Regions from separate parts of the Homo sapiens genome. Here region 1 is linked to region 2. Evidence: read pairs that join two places in POLR2A ChIA-PET (ENCODE). Cell type or tissue: OCI-LY7. All regions are shown on one strand.

What was found. Peaks named below come from ENCODE experiments on the same cell type or tissue, not always from the same donor. Only the 100,000 strongest peaks of a DNase experiment are listed, where the experiment ranks them.
Region 1: POLR2A ChIA-PET joins it to region 2 with 6 read pairs; 5 of 35 experiments call an interaction of 5 or more read pairs at or near these places.

What each region holds. Positions count from the first base shown.
Region 1 is chr4:26,914,709-26,918,708 of GRCh38, reverse strand. The region is part of intron 1 of STIM2 (stromal interaction molecule 2); the gene reads right to left. Among named protein-coding and RNA genes, the nearest start is that of STIM2, 56 kb to the right of the region's middle. In OCI-LY7, no CTCF peak of the experiment used is centred here; no DNase peak of the experiment used is centred here.
Region 2 is chr4:26,984,364-26,988,363 of GRCh38, reverse strand. The region is part of intron 3 of STIM2 (stromal interaction molecule 2); the gene reads right to left. Among named protein-coding and RNA genes, the nearest start is that of STIM2, 130 kb to the right of the region's middle. In OCI-LY7, no CTCF peak of the experiment used is centred here; DNase peaks (open chromatin) are centred at 1,213, 2,343 and 3,246; H3K4me3 peaks cover 1,804 bases; H3K27ac peaks cover 3,386 bases.

The DNA of each region.
Region 1 (4,000 bases), 70 kb after region 2:
AACAACCTATATACCAAAATGGGAAAGTACTGCCGCAGCTTCACTTATACCCAGTCTGGCTGACTGGCGGACTGACAAAATTCTAGGAACTTACTTCTCTTCTATCAAGTCACTACAATAACATTTCTTTAAAATGCCATCAGAACCACATATATTTCCAGAAATAGTATGGCCTTAAAGTTGAAAGTGGTTAGCATAAGACAGAGGTTAGCCACAGCTTAGTTATCTCATCGATAGTCTATCATCTGGCCCTACTATCAATTAGCTGTCATTAGTTAATTGTGGACAAATCACTTGTCCTTGCATCTTAGTTGCCTCATCCCTAAAATAAAGCAAGTAGAGATACTTACTAAGATCTATTGCAGCTATAAGGGCCTAAGAATATCTAATTCTGTGCTTAGGAGAAAAAAAGCTGGGAGAAGAGAAGCCAATATTTGAGGCCCACAGATAATTTTATTTTCTAAAAAAAAAAAAAAAAAAGTCAAACTGATATTACCTAACATGTTCCAATTACAGCTGAAAAAATATTTTGGTGTTTTAACATTTTTAATAGTTTTAATTCAAAATCTAATTTTAATTTCTTTAGTCTTAGAAGGGAAGTAATCAGAAAAGAAAGGAAACTATAAAAGTAGGAAATGCAATTATAAGTTCTGTGTGATATATAAATACGTGTACATACAAATATTTGGAACGCCAGTCAAGATTTGCTAAAATCCAAGAACTCGGAGGCATAATGGTCAATCATGATCCCTAATTCACAGAACAATCAAGACCCTGATGTGCCCGTAAGTTTGGATTTATTTGCAATTATTTAAAAGATGCAAAATAGAAGATAAGAGCTCAGGTACCAAAACAACATATAGTGTAAAGATCTGTATATAATACGTAGTTGCCTCCAGCAGACCTATTTTTTACACATAGTTTAATCTGCTAAAGAACAAAGTGAAGGTGTTCATTCCAACTGGTATATAAGGAAAGGGCCAGCATCTCTCACTCTGGTTAAATAGGCCTTGTTGTGAAAGTCTCTAAGAGGAGTCAACAGTGAGGACCATATAACCACAGGAAGCTTTAAGAGAAATTAGGAGCAACATGACTTGAAAAAGTCATAGGAAAATAAAATTGGTAATTATTTATTTAAATAGGCGTATTTCATAAACACTAGCTAATCTAATAAAATACTCTCTCTCAAGTCTACTTCAAGATGTTAATACTTCTCCATGAAGTCTTTCATAAACACTATTTCCTAGTGATCACTTCCTTCTCTGCACTCCATTCAATCCACTCAACAACTATCTAATGAGCACCTACCAAATGTCAGGCACCAGAAATACCATGGTGAACAAAACAGACAAAAATCCTCATAAAACTTATATTTTACTGGGGACTATGAACCTAACAAGATAAATAAGTAAACGGTATAGGCATGTTAGTAGTGGTAAACATTTAAGGGGAAAGTGAAAAGCAGATATGAAATGTCAAGGGATTTGAAATTTTCGATTTTATCTTCATTTTCTAATCATTCTACCTAAGTCCTCACTTAATGCTGTACTCGATTAAGCTTTAATTGCTTATGTGTCATTTTTGTCCACACAACTAAGATTATGAACAGGGCAGGGACCATGTTTCTCCACTTCTCACATAATACCCATTTTAGCTGAACATATTTTAAGCCTCTGATAAATTCTGTTACTTCATATATTAACTAAATTACAAACTTCTAGGCTTCTATCCTGTGCAAGGCAGTGACAGGCATTAGGAATTAAAGAGATAAGAGAGTATCCATACTCAAAAAAGCTCACAGTTTTGTGAGAAGGAAGACATGTAGACTCCTACAATGTATCATGTTAGGTAAAAGTTTTCTAGAGGTAAACTTAAAGAATTTTAAATCATCTGTAGCTGACAACCTTGAGAAGAGAGAACAGCATGCCTAGAAGCAGCATCATACGTTCAGTGACATAAAAAAAAAAACATAAAACATTAAGAAAAATGCAAGTGGTTTAATATGTCTGTAGTACAAAGATACCAACATACAGAAAAAAGAAGATCAGGTAGAGACTGCTAAAAGGCCAGATCTCTAAAAGCTCTGTTTCTCATACCAGGATATTTGGATTTTTATCCTAAAAACACTGAGAAGCTATTAATGGATTTCAAGGAGGGGAATAACACAATCAGATTCATTTAAAATCTGATAACTCTGGTGACAATGGAATGGGATGATGGCAATTCACCAGATCCCTCTGGTGACAGTGGAATAGGATGGTGACAAGACTGAGAGACACAGCTGACAGTCAGCCTGGCAGCACTCAACAGACCATGCCTCCAAGGAACAGAAACGGTAGATGATGAGACTGCTCTAGGGTTTGGTGTTTTGCCAAGTTTGAGCAGCAGAGGAAAGACAGGAGTTGAAGTTATGGCAACAGTGATCCATTTCTTCACATGAAATTTTATTTCCTTTAAAGTAAGACTCAAGGCTTTTACAAATCTAATTTAGAATAGCTGTGAATTCTGAACTCTATTACCTGTTCTAATGTCTCTTTTCGTTTTTAGTTGTTTACCTTCTAGTTAATTCAGCACATGTGATCATTTTAACTCAAATTAGCTGGCCTATACTTATTTTAAAATATACAACCTGCTAAAAAAGGTCTGTGCCTATAATTATAATGGTTTGAAAGGCAACTGCTACCAATATTGTTCTCCTTTGCTTATATTTTATAGACACTTTCTTTAGCTACCCAAAATGCCCCAGTGGACATCAGGTACTCCATACTAGTACATCTTCCTCATCTAAACAGAATTCACTCGCTAATTTAAACACGATATGCAGTGCCTATAATACGTCAGGCTCTGTGCTTGGTGCTGGGCACACAAGGCAACAACTAAGACAAATGTCCTCCCCTCAGTGCCCTCACCTTGTGTTAAATGCAACATAGTGTGATACAGCTTTTGAGTATTATATGCTAAGCATTCTTTTCTCTGGATTAACAGCAGCACTTTGCGCTGAGGGAAAAGAAACCAGCTGCAACAGAATGAGACCTAACCCAAGTCAGCTATCAACACCATTATTAAATTCCACCTTGTTTTCCTGTAATTAGAGCCAAATGCTCAGTATGGTTCTACAGAAATAAAGTAAAATGAATTAAAATTATTTCACCCACCAAGAAATATCTACTACAGGCTGGGCACAGTGGCTCAACGCCTGTAATCCCAGCACTTTGGGAAGCTGAGGCAGGCGGATCACCTGAGGTCAGGAGTCCGTGACCAGCCTGGACAACATGGCAAAACCCTATCCCTACGAAAAATACAAAAATTAGCCGGGCATAGTGGCATGCTCCTGTAGTCCCAGCTACTTGGGAGGCTGAGACAGGAGAATCGCTTGACCTTGGGAGGCGAAGGTTGCAGTCAGTCAAGATCATGCCACTACACTCCACCCTGGGTAACAGAGTGAGACTCTGTCTCAAAAAATATATATAAATAAAAAATAAAAAAGGAAGAAATATTATCCACTACATTCTAGAAACCAATACTATTTTATCTTCATAATTTATTCCCTGCAACCCTGTATGGGGCAGATAATATCTCTATTTTCCAGATGAGGAAGTAAGACTCATGAGTAACTTGCTTAAGATCACACTCCTAGAAATGACAACTGGGATTCTAAGTATTCACAACTCCAAATCTATGCTCAAGTGTCAGTATAACGAACATAAATGGGTCAGTGTCACCAGCATCAGAGAATTAAGTACCGCTATCACAGATATTGCCAGGACCTGGCTGAGAAGCTGACTGCACCAAGAAGCATAAATGTGCCCCGTGGAAGGAGATCATCAGACACCTGTGGAATGATATTCACAATCTAGAATACATATCTATACTTCCTGCCTTACTTTTCCTTTAGATAATCTATCTCCACTTTAATTTACACTCCCCTTGAACAAACCATTATATTAAGTATATTATATTGTATCGTAACTTTACCCTAAACTTGATTGGGAACATGCAT
Region 2 (4,000 bases):
GAAGCTCCCTCCTTCATGAAGTTTTCTCTATCCATTCATTTCCAGATTAGAGCTGCTCTTCTTTGTGCTCCTTGGTCACCTATACTTATATCTGCCATAGGATTTATCATATACCATAACGTAATTGTCCATGTTCATCTTATCCTCTGGATGATGAGTTCTTAGAGGGCAGGAACTTGTTATTTTACCTAACACAGTCATGATTAACACACAAAAAAATGCCACATTCCTTTAGGACTATGGGGCTTTATATTTTACTATACATCTTTACATACATTCTCATTTAACCCCCAACAACTATCTTTGAAAGAAATCTATTATCTCTACATTCTATACAAACAACCTAGGCCAAGAGAGGCCAAGTGATCACACACATGGTCACACAGAATAACTGAGAGAGCTAGAATTGAACTCTAACCTTCTGACTGTAAGTCCACTACTAATATAGATGGCTGATTTAGAACAGCTCACTGTTTAAAACTTGAAACATATTTTCTCTTAGAAACAAACCTTTCAGACATATAGTACTAACAGTAATGCCAAAGTTAAACATTATATATGAGCAATCTGCCACAGGCAATTACATTAATGGACTCAGGATTCTCCTAGAGACATCAAGTATACATTGGGGCCTACTAAAGGCCTGGAGGGAGTAACAGAAAAGCTCAATGGAGCTACGTCAGTTCTTCATCATGGAGGTGATTCCTACAACTTGGAAGAGGGGCTCTAACAGCTCGAAAGGCAACATTTCAAACAGCCAGGAGATTCAGAACTGCAGCATGGCTCTGGAACAAAGGAGATGGTGGGGGATGGGAAAGTGGGGACAGGATGATGTATGGAATCGAAATTCCAGGAGATGAGAGAGTATGGGGAGGTAAAATATGGGGAAGGGCGGGACTATACATTTGTGGATTTTCACAGGAACAGAGGGTTCTCCTTTTCATTACTCCTCACCCATGCTGCTATCAAAAGGGCAATTTCTACAACAGAGAATGAGGTTCCTGATTCTGCACCCAGTTTCCCTTTCTTCTCCCCATCTGTCTGCTACTTTCGGTCCCACCACCATGTCACTATTTTGGATCAGCACTTAAAAAGGGATGAAAACTGTGCCTAAGAGCAGAAAGCTTTTTGACAGCAGTGGGGTCCTAATCACAGGGAGAATGAAGAGATTGTAAGGGGTGAAAATAGCCACCAATAGAGAAGAAAAGCAACTGGCTGTGGCCACCCAGCTGAAGCAGCCTTCCAAAAAAGACACGAGTCATGCATAGGTACATCCCAGCTGTACAACTAGGTTTAAGTGAATGAAATACTCTAGCTGAAAGCAATCTCTTTCTCCCATGAATTTCTATACTGCTTAACTATTTCTACAAAATGGCACATCATATGGGCTGCCTTACTTTGTAACTGTTTGCTTATATCTTATGTTCCTGCTATACTGCAAGCTGCTATAAGACAAGGACTGTAGAAAACACACCAAGTTGCCATTTAAGTATTAGCTGAATGTATAACTGACTTTTAGTCTTCCTTAAATAAAAGAACTTGTTTTGTTTTGTTTTTAATTATCAATTTGCTATCCCATAATTGTGTGAAAGATAAATAATACTGTCTGCCTGATATCTCACTTTAAAGCAGCACTGGTGAATCCTTGGCTCCAGAACAGAACCAAAGAGGCTTATAAATAACATAGTGGAGGTAGCAATTTAAAGTTGTGTGGTCGACAGTGGTATCGGAAGAGAATTTGTGTGCCTTGCTTTAAGCAAACCTGATATAAACAAATCAGTATAAAAGATAAACTTTAAAAGATTAAAATATATGTATTTACTTGTTCCTTTCATGTGTAAAAGGCAATCTTACAAAACCAATGCACCCAAAGCACTTAGCCATATGCCTGTATTAAGTTACAAGCCTAAAAATACAAAACAGCCTAGTGAAGTACTACCATATAACTTTTCATTTGTTATATTTAATATAAGTATATACTATCCAAAATATCTTAAAGATGATCTGTGAAATCACCTAAATACTGTGGGGGAAAACCTAACTTCTAATAATAAAGCATTTTTGTGTATGTAGAGACATGTTAATAATAGTAGTACCAAACATTTTGTGAGCACTTGGCAATTTCCAGAAACTCTGCTACATGCTTTACATGAATCCTCTCATAAAACTCAAAAACCCTATGAAGTAGGTATCAGATGTAATATTATAATCCTTGGTTTATAGATTAGGAAGCTGAAGCTCAGAGTTTAAGCCACTTGCTCAAATTCACAGACCAAGTAAGTAGTGGAAACAGGATTTAGAACTACGCCCACTGAGTTCAAAGGCCAACTCTTAACCATCTCCTGCGTTCTGAGGAAACCTCAAACCTCAAGATACAGCCGAATTCACCATCAGCTGTGGCAGACCTTGGATATAACAAGCATACACATTACATGTATTCTGCTTTTCATTTTTTAATAGCTTTCATACTACTTTTTTAAAACTGCTATGTCCTAAATTTATGATTTTAAAAACATTAGTAATGTCATTCTTAATGTTAAGAAAGCAACTGGCTTGTTAATAATTTTTTTAATTAAAAGCAACTGGCATAAAAGTTTCTTTGGGAAAATTAATGCATTTTAGGGAAATCAACTTCTGATATCCTGAGACAGGAGAGTAGAGTTAAAAACAGTACAGACTGTTACAAACAGTATGTGTTACAAACATATACTGCCTTCTCTTAAAGCATGAAAACATCTTTATATCTACCAAAAGGTTTGGCAAGGGGGTCAGGAAGAAGAAAGACTAAACATTATTAATAAAAGTAAATATATTTAAAGTTGGCTATATGAAATGTTGATAGAAGCTAAAAACTTATTAGCAGTTTGAAAAATATTTGTGTTATTGGAATGTTTATATAAAATACCATATTCTAAAACAACACAGGTGTACACCAGTATTGACTACTTTTAAATCCAATTTCAATTGAGTGTTACAAGTTACAAAAAATCTCAGTTTCTCTTTACACTGATACACATAATTTATCACAGGAAAACTGAATTAACCTAAGGTTCAGTATTGCAGGGATTTAAAAATAAGAATTTTTAAACTAATATAAAAGAAAGAAAATAATAACTTTTCAAATCTAAAAGTTGAGTAAGTTTCGGGCCTTTCACATTTCATCCTAACTCAGTTGATTTTATAGACTTCCTGGGGTCACTTCTGAACGAGACTTTAGATGCTCAGCTGCTCAGCACAGTCAAGACAGGTTTATGTTTAGAACAGTGCCAGAATGTGAGCTCCTCATTTGCACAGTGGTCAGCAGGGCATGTCTTTGTAACATGGAGTAAATTCCTGCAACATGCTATATTTGGATACCTAAAGCAACACCCTGAACTTGAGTTCGGATATTAGTAATTGTACCAAAGAGAAATATACACTTTTGCTCATGAGCTCCTTCTCTTTAATTATGCAAGAATTACATGTAATTTTTAGAGACACTAGGTAAATGCTGGCAAATGTTTGAACATTCAGAACTTAAAAATTACCAAGGTGTTTTGTTCCCAACAGTGGTACAGGGGACACTGAGGGAAGGCTTTATTACCTTTCCTATTAGAAACTCCAATCTTATTATCAATGAAACTAAGTGTACTATCAATACCTAGTTCCATGAAGATGGTGAGAAATAACAAAGATATATCTTAAAATTAGAAATTGAAGGCTGGGTGCAAGTGGCTCACGCCTGTAATCCCAGCACTTTGGGAGCCAGAGGCGGGCAGATCATTTGAGGCCAGGAGTTCGACACCAGCCTGGCCAACATGGCGAAACCCCATCTCTACTAAAAATACAAAACAAAATTAGCCAGGTGTGGTGGCATGCACCTGTAATCCCAGCTACTCAGGAGGCTGAAGCAGGAGAATCACTTGAGCCTGGGACACGGAGGTTGCAGTGAGCCGAGATCACGCTACTGCATTCCAGCCTGGGCAACAGAGTGAGTGAGACTCCATCTCCAAAAACAAAA